Linked DNA regions of Homo sapiens: region 2 is linked to region 1. Evidence: read pairs that join two places in POLR2A ChIA-PET (ENCODE). Cell type or tissue: GM12878. All regions are shown on one strand. Each heading gives the region's core, and the rest is flanking DNA. Links, peaks and the distances in the headings are about the cores only. Region 1 overlaps MYH11 (myosin heavy chain 11). Region 2 overlaps MPV17L-BMERB1 (MPV17L-BMERB1 readthrough).

Region 1 (6,584 bases), core at 505-5,504:
CAGAACATGGACCCGAGCAGAGAAGGCCTTACCGTCCTTCCACAGGTCGGCCACAAACTTGTCGGAGGAGGCATTGAGCAGGGAAGTCACGTTGTCATTCAGCGGGTCCATATTCTTGGTCAGCCAGGCACTCGCATTATAGTCCACCTGCCAAGGACACCCTGCTGGTCAGAACCCCTGGGAAACTAGAAACTTAGAAACCAAGGCCAGGACCCCAGCCCTCCCATTGTCCTTCCAGATCTTCTGAGGTCAGAGAGGAAATGACGTTTATGACCACCATGATGGGACTCCACAAACACCAGTGAAGAGACCAACAGCCCAGGGACCTGTGCCCACGTAGTAGGACATCAGCCAGTGATAGCCATTGCTGGGAAAGCCTAGTTTCCATTCCATATTCTCCTACTAACGCTGCTGTGGTAGCCTCCCTCCTCCTAAGCCAGCACAGTACCTGTGAGTTATACACTATTAAGAGATTTCATGACGGCAGATGCCCTCCTGCCGACATGCAAAACTCCCCCCTCATCATCTTCCCAATCATCCTGGTTTAGAAATTAAGCATGGCAGCCAAGCGTGGTGGTTCACACTGGTAATCCCAGCACTGTGGAAGGCCAAGGTGGGTGGATCATTTGAGGTCAGGCGTTCAAGACCAACCTGACCAACATGGTGAAACCCCATGTCTACTAAAAATACAAAAAAAAAAAAAAAATTAGCCAGGCATGGTGGTGCACACCTGTAATGCCAGCTACTCGGGAGGCTGAGGCAGGAGAATCGCTTCAGCCTGGGAGGCGGAGATTGCAGTGAGCTGAGATTGCGCCACTGAACTCCAGCCTGGGTGACAGAGTGAGACTCTGTCTCAAAATAATTAAATAAATAAATTAATTAAGCATGGCATCCTATTTTCCACTCTCTAATGAGCATAATTTGTAACTCAGAGATCCTGATATATGGATATACAGAAAAAGGACATATAGGCTTTTTACATTCCTGACTCAAACAATGACAATGCCCAAAGCCGTAATTTTTACTATGGTGAATATTAAATGAAAGGAACTGATAATACAGCTTTGCTGGGTTATCATGGGATGTGGGTTATCAGGATAATAGGTAGGCTTGATCTGAGAGAAGACTGAAAATAATAATAAAAAAAATCCACTGATGAAGTAGGGAAAAGAAAAGTGTTGTCTCTATATGCTTAAAGGAACATATACCCCCTTGAATATAGGCTAGGAGTTGGGAAACTTTTGGTGAAGGCCCAGATAGTAGATATTTTTGGCTTGGCAAGTCATACAATGTTTTGTTTGTTTGTTTGTTTTGGTTTTTGAGACAGAGTGGTTCTCTGTTGCCCAGTCTGGAGTGCAGTGGTGCAGTCTCAGCTCACTGCAACCTCCAACTTCCTGGGTCAAGCAGTTCTCTTGCCTCAGCCTCCTGAGTAGCTGAGGTTACAGTTGTGTGCCTGTAATCTCACAGCTGGCTAATTTTTAAATTTTTTTTATTTTTTATTTTTAGCAGAGACGGGCTTTCGCCATGTTGGCCAGGCTGGTCTCAAACTGCTGACCTCAAGTAATCCACCTGCCTTGGTGCTGGGGTTACAGGCGTGAGCCACCACACCCAGCCAAGTCATACAGTCTTTGTCGCAGCTACTCAACTCTAGCACTGTAGTATACAAAAGCAGCCAGCCATAGACATTATGCATACAAATGGGCATGGCTGTGTTCCAATAAAACTTTATTTACAATAACAAGCTGTGGGCCAGATCGGACTCTGTTGCCAGGCCCTGGTAGAGAGCATTGTTTGTGCCCATGATGCAGTGGAGGTACTGAGGAGTCAATAGAATACTACAATTCTGCAAGCCAGACTAAGCTATGTCCTTTGTACATTATCCAGGACTCTTGAGAGCCACAGGGCAAGGGCCTATACAATAACAGCCAAGGCATGTTGATGATGATGATGATGATGATGAATACAACTATCATAGATTTCCCTGGCCAGAGCAGGCTGGCAATAGCAAACTCAAGACCGTGACATGGGAGATTTTTGTTGAAGCCAGGTGTGGATGTATTAGTCACCCCATTCCAGTTGGCCCCGCCTGTTGGGTATAACTTGTAGCAGGAAGGATTTAGAGTCTATACAAGAAAAGCAGGCTGAGGCCAGGTACAGTGGCTCGTGCTCATAATCCCAGCACTTCAGGAAGCCGAGGCAGGGAGATCTCTTGAGCCCAGGAATTCAAGACCAGCCTGGGCAACACAGCAAGACCCCATATCTATACATAATTTAAAAATTTAGCTGGGCGGCCAGGCACGGTGGCTCATGCCTGTAATCCTAGCACCTTGGGAGGCCGAGGCGGGTGGATCACCTGAGGTCAGGAGTTTGAGACCAGCCTGGCCAACATGGCGAAACCCTTCTCTACTAAAAATACAAAAATTAGCTGGGTGTGGTGGCAGGTGCCTGTAATCCCAGCTATTTGGGAGGCTGAGGCAGGAGAATCTCTTGAACCCGGAGGGAGAGGTTGCAGTTAGCAGAGATCACGCCATTGCACTCCAGCCTGGATGACAAGAGCAAAATTCCATCTCAAAAAGGAAAAAAGATTTTAGCTGGGCATGGTGGTGTACACCTGTAGTCCCAGCTACTTGGGAAGCTGAGGCAGGAGGATCGTGTGAGCCCAGGAGGTTGAGGCTGTAGTGAGCTATGATCGCACCACTGCACTCCAGCCTGGGCGACAAAGCGAGACCCTGTCTCCAACAAAAACAGAAAGAAATAACTGTCTGGACGTCACGGTTGGAAAACATGAGAGTGGCTACAGCTGATGCCTTACAGATGCGTAGACAAATTACGAATAGGACTTGGTTGGGATTCGCTTAGCAGCAGATGGCTTTGCAGTTTCCAGGCAGCCCAAGGTTCTGCCACTCTCAGACTGTCTCTGCGCTGAGCAGCCACTGGGGGTCCCCTGAGACAGAGTCCCCTGGGCCCTGTGGCTGGTACCTTCCCAGCATAATGGATGATGGAGAACTCAGTCTTGTCCTTGAGCTGCTTGGGCTTCTGGAACTTGGGGTGGCTGCCCTGCTCCGTGCACAGCTTCTCCACGAAAGACTTGTCCGTGGCTTTGGGGAACCAGCATTCCTCGTCCAGCAGGGCCAGCACACCTGGAGGGTTGTTCTGTGGGAGACAAGTAGGGCTTGAATCAGAGAGAACACCCAACCTCAGGCATTCCATGAAGAGCTGGCCAACTATACACAACGCATGGGCATCCGCCGAGATCTGATACTGTATTTGCCCACATATAAAGATGAGTTTATGACCCCCATGCTTCCAAATCTACCTTCAAATTACCCTGTGCCCAATGGACCAGTAACAGGGATGGAAGGCAGAACATAATGTTTGCTGCCGCCCCCTAGTGGGCAACACGCAGGCAACATCATGAAGAGTTCATAACTCTTTTTTTTTTTTTTTTTTTTTTGAGACAGAGTTTTGCCTTGTCGCCCAGGCAGACGGTGCAGTGGCGCGATCTCGACTCACTGCAAGCTCCGCTTCCTGGGTTCACGCCATTCTCCTGCCTCAGCCTCCCGAGTAGCTGGGACTACAGGCGCCTGCCACGGCGCCCGGCTGATTTTTTCTATTTTTAGTAGAGGCGGGGTTTCACCGTGTTAGCCAGGATGGTCTCCATCTCCTGACCTCGTGATCCGCCCGCCTCGGCCTCCCAAAGTGCTGGGATTACAGGCATGAGCCACCGCGCCCGGCCGAGTTCATAATTCTTGCAAATGAATTTGTTGCTTGACTTGAATTCACCTAGGGTTCCTGTTAGAAAAGTTTTTTTTGGAGACAGGGTCTCACTCTGTTATCCAGGCTGGAATGCAGTGGCGCAATCTCGGCTTACAGCAACCTCTGCCTCCAGGGCTCAAGCAATCCTCCCACCTCAGCCTCCCAAATAGCTGGGACCACAGGCGTGCACCACCAGGCCCGGCTAATTAGTAGAAACCCTGTCTCTACTGAAAATACAAAAGTTAGGTGGGCGTGGTGGTGCACGCCTGTAGTCTCAGCCACTTGGGAGGCTGAGGCGGGAGGATCACTTGAGGCAGGGAGGTGGAGGTTGCAGTGAGGCAAGATTGTGCCACTGCACTCCAGCCTGGGCAACAGAGTCAGACCATGTCATAAAAAAAAAAAAAAAAAAAAAAAAAGCAATGGCAGAGAAGGAAAGGGAAGGGAAAGAGGGTAGGGAAGAAAAAAAGGAAGAAAAAAGAGGATGGAAGGAAGGCAGAAATTAAAGAAAATACCTTTGATATGAAAATGTGGGTTAATGGAAATTGTAAGAGTTCACAAGGATTCAGCTTACAGCCTTTCAGGACTGGGTGATGGATTGGGTGGGGGAATGCTATGTGCATGGGGAGAGTGTGGGGTCCACGTCGGCTCCACAGAGGCCACACACGTGTACAAGGTGTGACGGAGCCCCGCACGCCCACGTGCCCCTCACCGGTCGCTCGATGAGCTCGATGCAGGGCTGTAGGTCCAGCCCAAAGTCGATGAAGTTCCACTCGATGCCCTCGCGCTGGTACTCCTCCTGCTCCAGGATGAACATGGTGTGGTTGAAGAGCTGCTGCAGCTTCTCGTTGGTGTAGTTGATGCACAGCTGCTCGAAGGAGTTCACCTGAGCACATGGCGTGGGGGCGGGGCGTGAGCATCTTGGTATGAAGTCAGAAGACAAGGAGCCCCACAGAAGCTCCACCCGACAGCGCCCCCATGGCCCGCCCACATCCTGTTCTGCCATCCCAGCACCCAGACAGGGCTGAGGCCCCAAAACATGCTGCCTAGAGTCCACCAGGGCTGGTGAAGTTGATATCACATGGCCCTCACACACCTTAAAGATGCTTATCTCCTCCATCTGCACAACCATCTATGGATGGACAAACCTCGTAAGGCACGCTACTGCATGTACAGATGTGGAAACATTTTACAGATGTGAAAACAGAGGCGCAGAGAGAAAGTGACTCGGTAGTACACTTCTTTCGGGACATCTATCAATCTTAAAACCTCCTGGCTGGGTGTAGTGCTCATGATTGTAATCCCAGCACTTAGGGAGGCCAAGGCGGGAGGATCACTTGAGGTCAGGAGTTTGCGACCAGCCTGGCAAGCATAGCGAAACCTCTCTCCACTAAAAATACAAAAATTGGCCAAGCACAGTGGCTCATACCTGTAATCCCAGCACTTTGGGAGGCCGAGGCTGGTGGATCATTTGAGATCAGGAGTTTGAGACTAGCCTGGCCAACAGGGTGAAACTCTGTCTCTACCAAAAAAAAAAAAAAAAGTAGCCAGGCATGGTGGCACTAATCCCAGCTACTCGAGAGGCTGAGGCAGGAGAATCACTTGAACCTGGGAGGCGGAGGTTGCGGTGAGCCAAGATTGCACTACTGCACTCCGGCCTGGGCAACAGAGCGAGACTCTGTCTAAAAAAAAAAAAAAAATTAGCTGGGCACAGTGGTACACTCCTGTAGTCCCAGCTACTCAGGAGGCTGAGACAAGAGAATTGCTTGAACCCAGGAGGCGGAGGCAGCAGTGAGACAAAATTGTGACACTGCATTCCAGTCTGGGCGACAGAGCAAGACTCTGTCTCAAAAAAAAAAAAACAAGACAAGACAAAAAAAAAACCTTCCCTTTCTCTGAGAACTTTCTTCAAACCCATGGGTAAAGGATCCAATATCCATGTTTCTACTACATGAGGTATTGCAAGCTCCTGCAAACAGTTCTTGGCTTGGAGGTGACCATGTAGCCCAATTCAGGTGAGTAAGAGTCAGTGAGACTTAATTCCAAGATTTTGGTTGGAACTGTTAGAAAAGAGATATGTGCTTTTTTTTTTTTTTTTTTTTTACCAGGATTACTGAGAGGCAGTCTGGAGCTGTGGCAGCCATCTTGCCCCCGTGAGGGGAGAGCCTGCTTGAGAATGGAGCCAATATGGAGGAAGGCAGAGAGAGAGAGAGAACGATGGCGGGAGATCAGACCCTGCCTACGGGATCCAGCTACATGTCTGGCCTTCTCAGTTCCAGAAACCAATGCATTTCCTGTTGGATTTCTGTCTCTTATACCCTCAATGATCCACCCTTAACTAGACAGCCTCCTACCCTACAGTAGCCATCTACATGCCTTTCTCCAAAATCATGACTCCTCCAAGAAAAAGCCCATCTCAGACAACCAAGACCATGGCTCTTAGGATCCCACCGAGCTGTACCTCAAAGATCTCAAATCCAGCTATATCCAGGATCCCCAGGAAGGAAGCCCCTTGCCGATGGGTCTTGTCCAGGGCTTTGTTCACGCGGGTGAGTATCCAGCGGAAAAGGCGCTCATATGTTGCCTTGGCCAAAGCCTCTACAGCAAAGTCAGCCTGCAGAGGGCAACCAGGGGAACCCGGTTATTCTCAATGGGCTCCATTTTCACATAAGCCAGGCTGGTGGTGAAGATTTTTATTCTTGGCCGGGTGCAGTGACTCACACTGTAATCCCAGCACTTTGGGAGGCCGAGGCAGGTGGGTCACTTGAGGTCGGGAGTTCAAGACCAGCCTGACCAACAAGGCAAAAACCCTTCTCTACTAAAAATACAAA
Region 2 (6,584 bases), core at 932-5,931, 200 kb before region 1:
TGAGGTCAGGAGTTCGAGACCAGCCTGGCCAACATAGTGAAATCCCCTCTCTACCAAAATACAAAAATTTGCTGGGCATGGTGGCAAGTGCCTGTTATCTCAGCTACTTGGGAGGCTGAGGCAGGAGAATCGCCTGAACCTGGGAGGTGAGGTTGCAGTGAGCCAAGATCCCGCCATTGCACTACAGCCTGGACGACAAGAGCGAAACTCCATCTCAAAAAAAAAAAAAATAGCATGTGATAGTGAGATACACATTTTGCACAGAAATGTTGGCTGAGATAGTCCAGGAGAGTCTCTGTGAGCTGACTTTTTACCTAGGGTGGAGGAGTGGATGGAAGTGGCTGTTCCTACACACCCACACTGCCTGTGCAAAACCGTGGGCTGCCTGCACCACACACACAAGCCTGTTTGATTCTCATACAACCCCAAGACAAAGGTGTAATCCCTTTTCAACAGTGACAGCACTGAGGCTGAGAGCAGCAAAGTAGGTCATAGCCAGTCAATGGGGGTACTGAGATCTGCATTGAGATCTGGCTGTGTCTAAAGCGGGTTGTATCCTCTCTGTGCTTGCAGAATGGGGCTCGAGGGCTCATCTAAACCCCTCATCTTATTTATTTATTTTTATTTATTTATTTATTTATTGAGACGGAGTCTCGCTCTGTTGCCAGGCTGGAGTGCAGTGGTGCAATCTCGGCTCACTGCAACCTCCACCTCCCAGGTTCAAGTGATTCTCCTGCCTCAGCCTCCTGAGTAGCTAGGACTACAAGCACGTGCCACCACGCCCAGCTAATTTTTGTATTTTTAGTAGAGACAGGGTTTCACCATGTTGGCCAGGCTGGTCTCGATTTCTTGACCTCGTGATCCGCCCTCCTCGGCCTCCCAAAGTGCTGGGATTACAGGCGTGAGCCACCGCGCCCGGCCCAGACATGACATCTTTTTCTCACCTGTCTTAAGATACCTGCAGCCTCTGTAACTTATTTTTAAAAGGAGACAATAAAGACTATTTTTAAAAGTCAATCCTTGCCTCTGAAAACCTACCTCTGCCTTTGTCGTGGTCTCTGCTGGGTTTCCATTAGGCTGCAACTCAAGCTGCTGATGCCTCCATTTCATGTCGTTTTCACAAACATTTTGTAAAGCAGCAGCTCTATTATTCCAGCAGGGCCTGATCACCTCTCCGCACCCAACGCTGATAAAAATGACCCGCTTTCCCCTATCGTCCCAGCGTGAAAGACCAAGATGCTGAATGACACGGGTTGGCTTTCTTTTCCTTCCGAACATTAATCAGGTTCTTGAAGATAACATCTCTCTCTGGAACGAGCCGGCAGCAGCAGAGTTTGATTTCCAGGTTCAGCCCTAATGGTACAGAGACCTGGACTAATGTGGCTTATTCAAAGTTCCAGCCATGCTTCTAAAGCATGGCTTATTCGAACTTCCAGCTATGCTTTTAAAGCACTTTGCATGAACTATTCACATGTCTTTTGAACAATATGATTTAATGGCATTGGAAAATCATCATGATGTCATGCTTGCAATGAGCAGGACAGCTGTATGTCTTGATCCAATACACATTAAAAATGCACCTATCCACACATATGTATCTGTGAAAATGTCTTCAGCTGCAAGTAACACAGCGTCCGACGACTAGTGTCTTAAATCTTGGGTGACCAGCTGTCTCTGTTTGCCTGGGACTGAGAGGTTTCCAAGGATCTGGAAACTGCAGTGCAGAAACTGGGACAGCCCCAGGCAAACCAAGTCAGTTGTTCACACTACTTAAGTCATAAGGACATTTAATATTTACTTGAGGCTGGACACAGTGGCTCACACCTGTAATCCCAACACTTTCGGAGGCTGAGGCAGGTGGATCACGAGGTAAGGAGTTCAAGACCAGCCTGGCCAAGATGGTGAAACTCCATCTCTCCTAAAAATACAAAAATTAGCCAGGCTTGGTGGTGGATGCCTGTAATCCCAGCTACTCGGGAAGCTGAGGCAGAGAATGGCTTCAACCTGTGAGGCGGAGGTTGCAGTGAGCCGAGATCATGCCACTGCACTCCAGCCTGGGCAACAGAGCTAGACTCCGTCTCAAAAAAAAAAATTTTTTTTGACTTGATAAGCAGTCCAGATGCAGGTGGCCCGAGGGTCAGTGGGGTGGCCCCAGGATGCTATCAAGGGTCTGGCTGTTTCCTTTCCTCCCCTCTGCCCTAGATAGCGAACCTGTCCCCTTCTGCCCATGGGTAGTAAGCCAATCGCTGTTATGATGGATTTGGCAAAAGAAAAGAATTTATTCACACCAACGCAGCCAAGCAAGGAGGCAGGAGAAAAGGTCTCATACTTGCCTCCCTGAAGATGGAATTTAGGGATCTTTATGGAATAAAGGAGCAGGGTGGTCTAAAGTGTGGGAAGAGGTGATTGGAGGCAAGGAAAAGTGAGGTCATTGGCAATCTGCACATACATAGCCAAGCTTCCTGGATCTTCATAGGGTGCATGTTTAGAAAATGGCAGCATTAGCATGATCTCGGGGAGTTTTGGGCCCTCTGACGTCAAAAGGTCACTTCTCCGGCATTTGCACAGGTTCAGTTGAAGGGTCATTGATCTCAACGGGTTCGAACTGGACAGGAGCTGCCCCCATAGTCCTGAAAAACAACTTTAAGCAACCATTACCGTAGTCACATATGTGTCGTAGCGACATATATGTGACATATGACATATATGTACCATAATGACATATAGTGACATATGTAAGGAAGCCGGTGGGGGGGTTAGGTATATATCATTTGGCTGCTTGACTTTTAGCTATATAAGTTTTAAGACCAGCTAGAAGTAAGTGGTTAAAAGCAAGCAAGGCAAGTTAAGTTTGGTGGGCTTCATCAGGTTAGCGTTCGGTTTCGCCATTCTCACGTGAGTGGCTGTAGGAGCTTAGGACCAGGACAGGGGAGAACCGAAGGCCCTAATTATCCTTCCCAGAAGCCTGCCCAAGCGGAGTTTCTCTTAAGGGCTTTCTCTAAGCCCACCAAACTTAACTTGCCTTGCTTGCTTTTAACCACTTACTTCTAGCTGATCTTAAAACTTATATAGCTAAAAGTCAAGCAGCCAAATGATATTTAACTAAACCCTCCACTGGCTTCCTTATATATGTCACTATATGTCATTATGTTACATATATGTCATATGTCACCTATATGGCACTATGACACATACGTGACTATGGTAATGGTTGCTTAAAGTTGTTCTCTTACATTTCATTGGCCCAGAGTAGATGTCATAGCTACCTCCACTTGCAAGAGAGCCTGGAAAAGTATGTGTCTAGCCAAAGCAAATGGGATTCTGTGACTGGCTTCCATCAAGGCAGGGCAGGTTGCCTCCTGGACAAATCAGAGCTCTGGGAGAAAGCGGGAGGGGAAGGTCTACAACCAGTCATGCCCGCTGCAACTCATGGAGCCACATGGAGAGGAGACAACACGGTGAAATTGTCAAGAGCAGGAGCTAGGGCTGAATCTGGAAGGCCACTTACCAGTGCAGAGCTTTGGGTGTGTTGCTTAACCTCCATGTACTCATCTGTAAAATAGAGCTAAAAACAATGTTTCTCTTCCTGGACTGCTGTGACGGTCTAGAAGAGTTTATGCACAGAAAGTGCATTTACATGTAAATGCTCCGTAAATGCTGACTTCTTGTTTGCCTTAATGGCAGAACCCATCCTTCCATATTCCAGAAAAAGACTTGATTTTTAGTTACGTGAATGGACACCTAACCCTGATGGACAGCTTGGGGTCGGGGGACAAGCTTCTTTCTTGGAAGGATGTTCAAAGGACCATGAAGCTTTTGGTTTTGCCAACTGGGGTTTGTAAGTTGAAGAACAGAGCTGAGTAATTCAGGACAGGGGTGTCCAATCTTTTGTCTTCCCTGGGCCACATTGGAAGAATTGTCTTGGACCACACATAAAATACACTTATAGTAACAATAGCTGATGAGCTTAAAAAAAAAATCACACACAAAAAAAATCTCATGTTTTAAAAAGGTTTACAAATTTGTGTTGGGCTGCCTTCAAAAGCCATCCTGGGCCTAATTTGGACAAGCTTGATTTAGGACCTGATGGTCCTCCTTTAGCGGAAGGTGTGTGGAGGAGGTAGAGAGAGAGAGAGAAGAGATGAGACATGAGGAAAACAGAGCCATCTCATAGGGACGTTGATGGAGTCCTGCAGCGTGAATCCCGTCAGCAGTTCTGTAGAGCTCCACCTCGCTTGTCAATGGGTTGTGGGCTTGGATCTTTTGGGAGGATTCAATGACATGCTAAGGGCAGCCTTGGAGGTGGACAAAGGGCCAGGGCAAAGGCCCCCAGGGCATGCCCGCCACCCTTAGGTTACATGGAGGAAAAAGATTGCTGTGAAATACACCAGAACCCTCGGAGTAGAAGTGGCCTCTGCTACACGTAGGTCAAGGTTCTGCATACTTTCATCTTCCTTCTTTGTACTTGTTTGTATTTTCCAAAATTTCTACAATGATTAGGGATCCATTCTATAATCAGATAAAATTGCCATTTACAAACTTTTATTGGCCAGGCATAGTGGCTCATGCCTGTAATCCCAGCACTTTGGGAGGCTGAGGTGGGTGGATTGCTTGAGTCCAGGAGTTTGAGACCAGCCTGGGCAACATGGCAAAACCCCTTCTCTACCAAAAATACAAAAAATTCTCCAGGTGTGGTGGCGCCTCCCTGTAGTCCCAGCTACTCTGGAGGCTGAGGAGGGAGGATGGCTTGAGCCCAGGAGGCAGAGATTGCAGTGAGCTGAGATTGTGCCACTGCATTCCAGCCTGGGTGACAGAGCCAGACTCCATCTCAAAATAAAATAAAATAAAATAAATAAATAAAAATAAAAACTTTTACAAAGAAGAGTATAAGCACTGAAAGTTATTTTTAAAAAGGTTTTACTTGTTAGCTCCATTCCTCAGAAATAGTGCTTCTTCCACATCATTTTCTCTTTCCTTTTTTCTCTGCTGCTTTTTTTTTTTTTTTTTTTTTTGAGACGGAGTCTCGCTCTGTTGCCAGGCTGGAGTGCAGTGGCACGATCTCAGCTCACCGCAATCTCTGCCTCCTGGGTTCAAGTATTCTCCTGCCTCAGCTTCCTGAGTAGCTGGGATTACAGGCGCCCACTACCAACCATGCCCGGCTAATTTTTGTATTTTTAGTAGAGACAGGATTTCACCAAGTTGGCCAGGATGGTCTTGATCTCTTGACCTTGTGACCTGCCCACCTCAGCCTTCCAAACTGCTAGGATTACAGGTGTGAGCCACCACGCCGGCCATTTTTTTTTTTTTTTTTTTTTTTTTTTTGGGAGAAGGAGTCTCACTCTGTTGGCCAGGCTGGAGTGCAGTGGCATGATCTTGACTCACTGCAACCTCTGCCTCCTGGGTTCAAGCGATTCTCCTGCTTCAGCCTCCTGAGAACTGGGGATTACAGGCATGTGCCACCACACCTGGCTAATTTTTATATTTTTAGTAGAGAAAGGGTCTCACCACGTTGGCCAGGCTGGTCTTGAACTCCTGACTTCAAGTGATCCTTCCACCTCGGCCTCCCAAAGTGCTGGGATTACAGGTGTGAGCCACCCCACCCAGCCATTCTCTGCTTCTTTCTCACAGCTAATGATAATAATAGTAAAGGCCAAGGGTGGTGGCTCATGCCTGTAATCCCAGTGCTTTGGGAGGCTGACATGGGAGGATCGCTTGAGGCTAGGAGTTCTAGACCATCTTGGCCAACATGGCAAGATTCTGTCTCTACAAAAAATTTAAAAATTAGCTGAGTGTAGGGGCATATGCCTAAAGTCCTAGCTACTTGGAAGGCTGAGGCAGGCAAATCCTTTTACCCCTGGCGTTCGAAGCTGCAGTGAGCTATGATTGCACTGCTGAACTCCAGCCTGGGTGATAGAGCTAGACCCTGTCTCTAAAAAACATAATAATAGTAGATAGCATTTACTGGGCATTTGACTGTGTAGGTCCCAGGCACTGTGCTTAATGCTTGATGTGCATAATAATCCCAGCAAATAGTACTGCCATTATTCCTATTTAAAACATGACGGCTAGGTGCGGTGGCTCACGCCTATCATCCCAGCACTTTGGGAAGCTGAGGCAGGTGGATCACCTGAGATCAGGTGTTCGAGACCAGCCTGATCAACATGGTGAAATCTCGTCCAAAAAAAAAAAAATTAGCTGGGCCTGGTGGTGCATGCCTGTAATCTCAGCTACTTGGAAGGCTTAGGTAGGAGAATCACTTGAACCCGGGAGGCAAAGGTTGCAATGAGCCAAGATCGCGCCATTGCACTCCAGCCTAGGCAACGAGAGCAAAACTCTTTTTCAAAAAAAAAAAAAAAAACATAAATAAATAATTAAAAATGAGTTAGGTGAGACAGAAAAGGAAGTCACTGTACCATGGCCCTTTGAGCCAGAGTTGTTTGGTGCCAAAACTCTGCCTCCTAATCACTACCTGTCTCTCCTTTTGTCCTTTCTCCATCTTCTCCTCTCTTACCTCTCAAAAATTATCAATAATTTGATAATTCTGTGGTTAGAATCCAAGATTCCTCAACTTCAGTGTGATTGAC

The links. Peaks named below come from ENCODE experiments on the same cell type or tissue, not always from the same donor. Only the 100,000 strongest peaks of a DNase experiment are listed, where the experiment ranks them.
Region 2: POLR2A ChIA-PET joins it to region 1 with 9 read pairs; 2 of 35 experiments call an interaction of 5 or more read pairs at or near these places.

The regions. Positions count from the first base shown.
Region 1 is chr16:15,753,362-15,759,945 of GRCh38, forward strand. It overlaps MYH11 (myosin heavy chain 11), which reads right to left. Exons shown (of 41, transcript NM_002474.3): 12 at 6,215-6,367; 13 at 4,466-4,639; 14 at 2,980-3,153; 15 at 33-147. It overlaps LOC124903650 (a long non-coding RNA gene), which reads left to right and starts at 5,574. Exons shown (of 2, transcript XR_007065004.1): 1 at 5,574-5,768; 2 at 5,862-6,366. RefSeq lists enhancers at 3,807-4,440, 4,441-5,074. In GM12878, for the core only: a CTCF peak has its summit at 3,380 (motif pointing left); DNase peaks (open chromatin) are centred at 2,948 and 3,360.
Region 2 is chr16:15,555,963-15,562,546 of GRCh38, forward strand. All of the region lies in intron 2 of MPV17L-BMERB1 (MPV17L-BMERB1 readthrough), which reads left to right. The region is part of intron 2 of BMERB1 (bMERB domain containing 1); the gene reads left to right. Among named protein-coding and RNA genes, the nearest start is that of MIR6506, 52 kb to the right of the region's middle. In GM12878, for the core only: no CTCF peak of the experiment used is centred there; no DNase peak of the experiment used is centred there.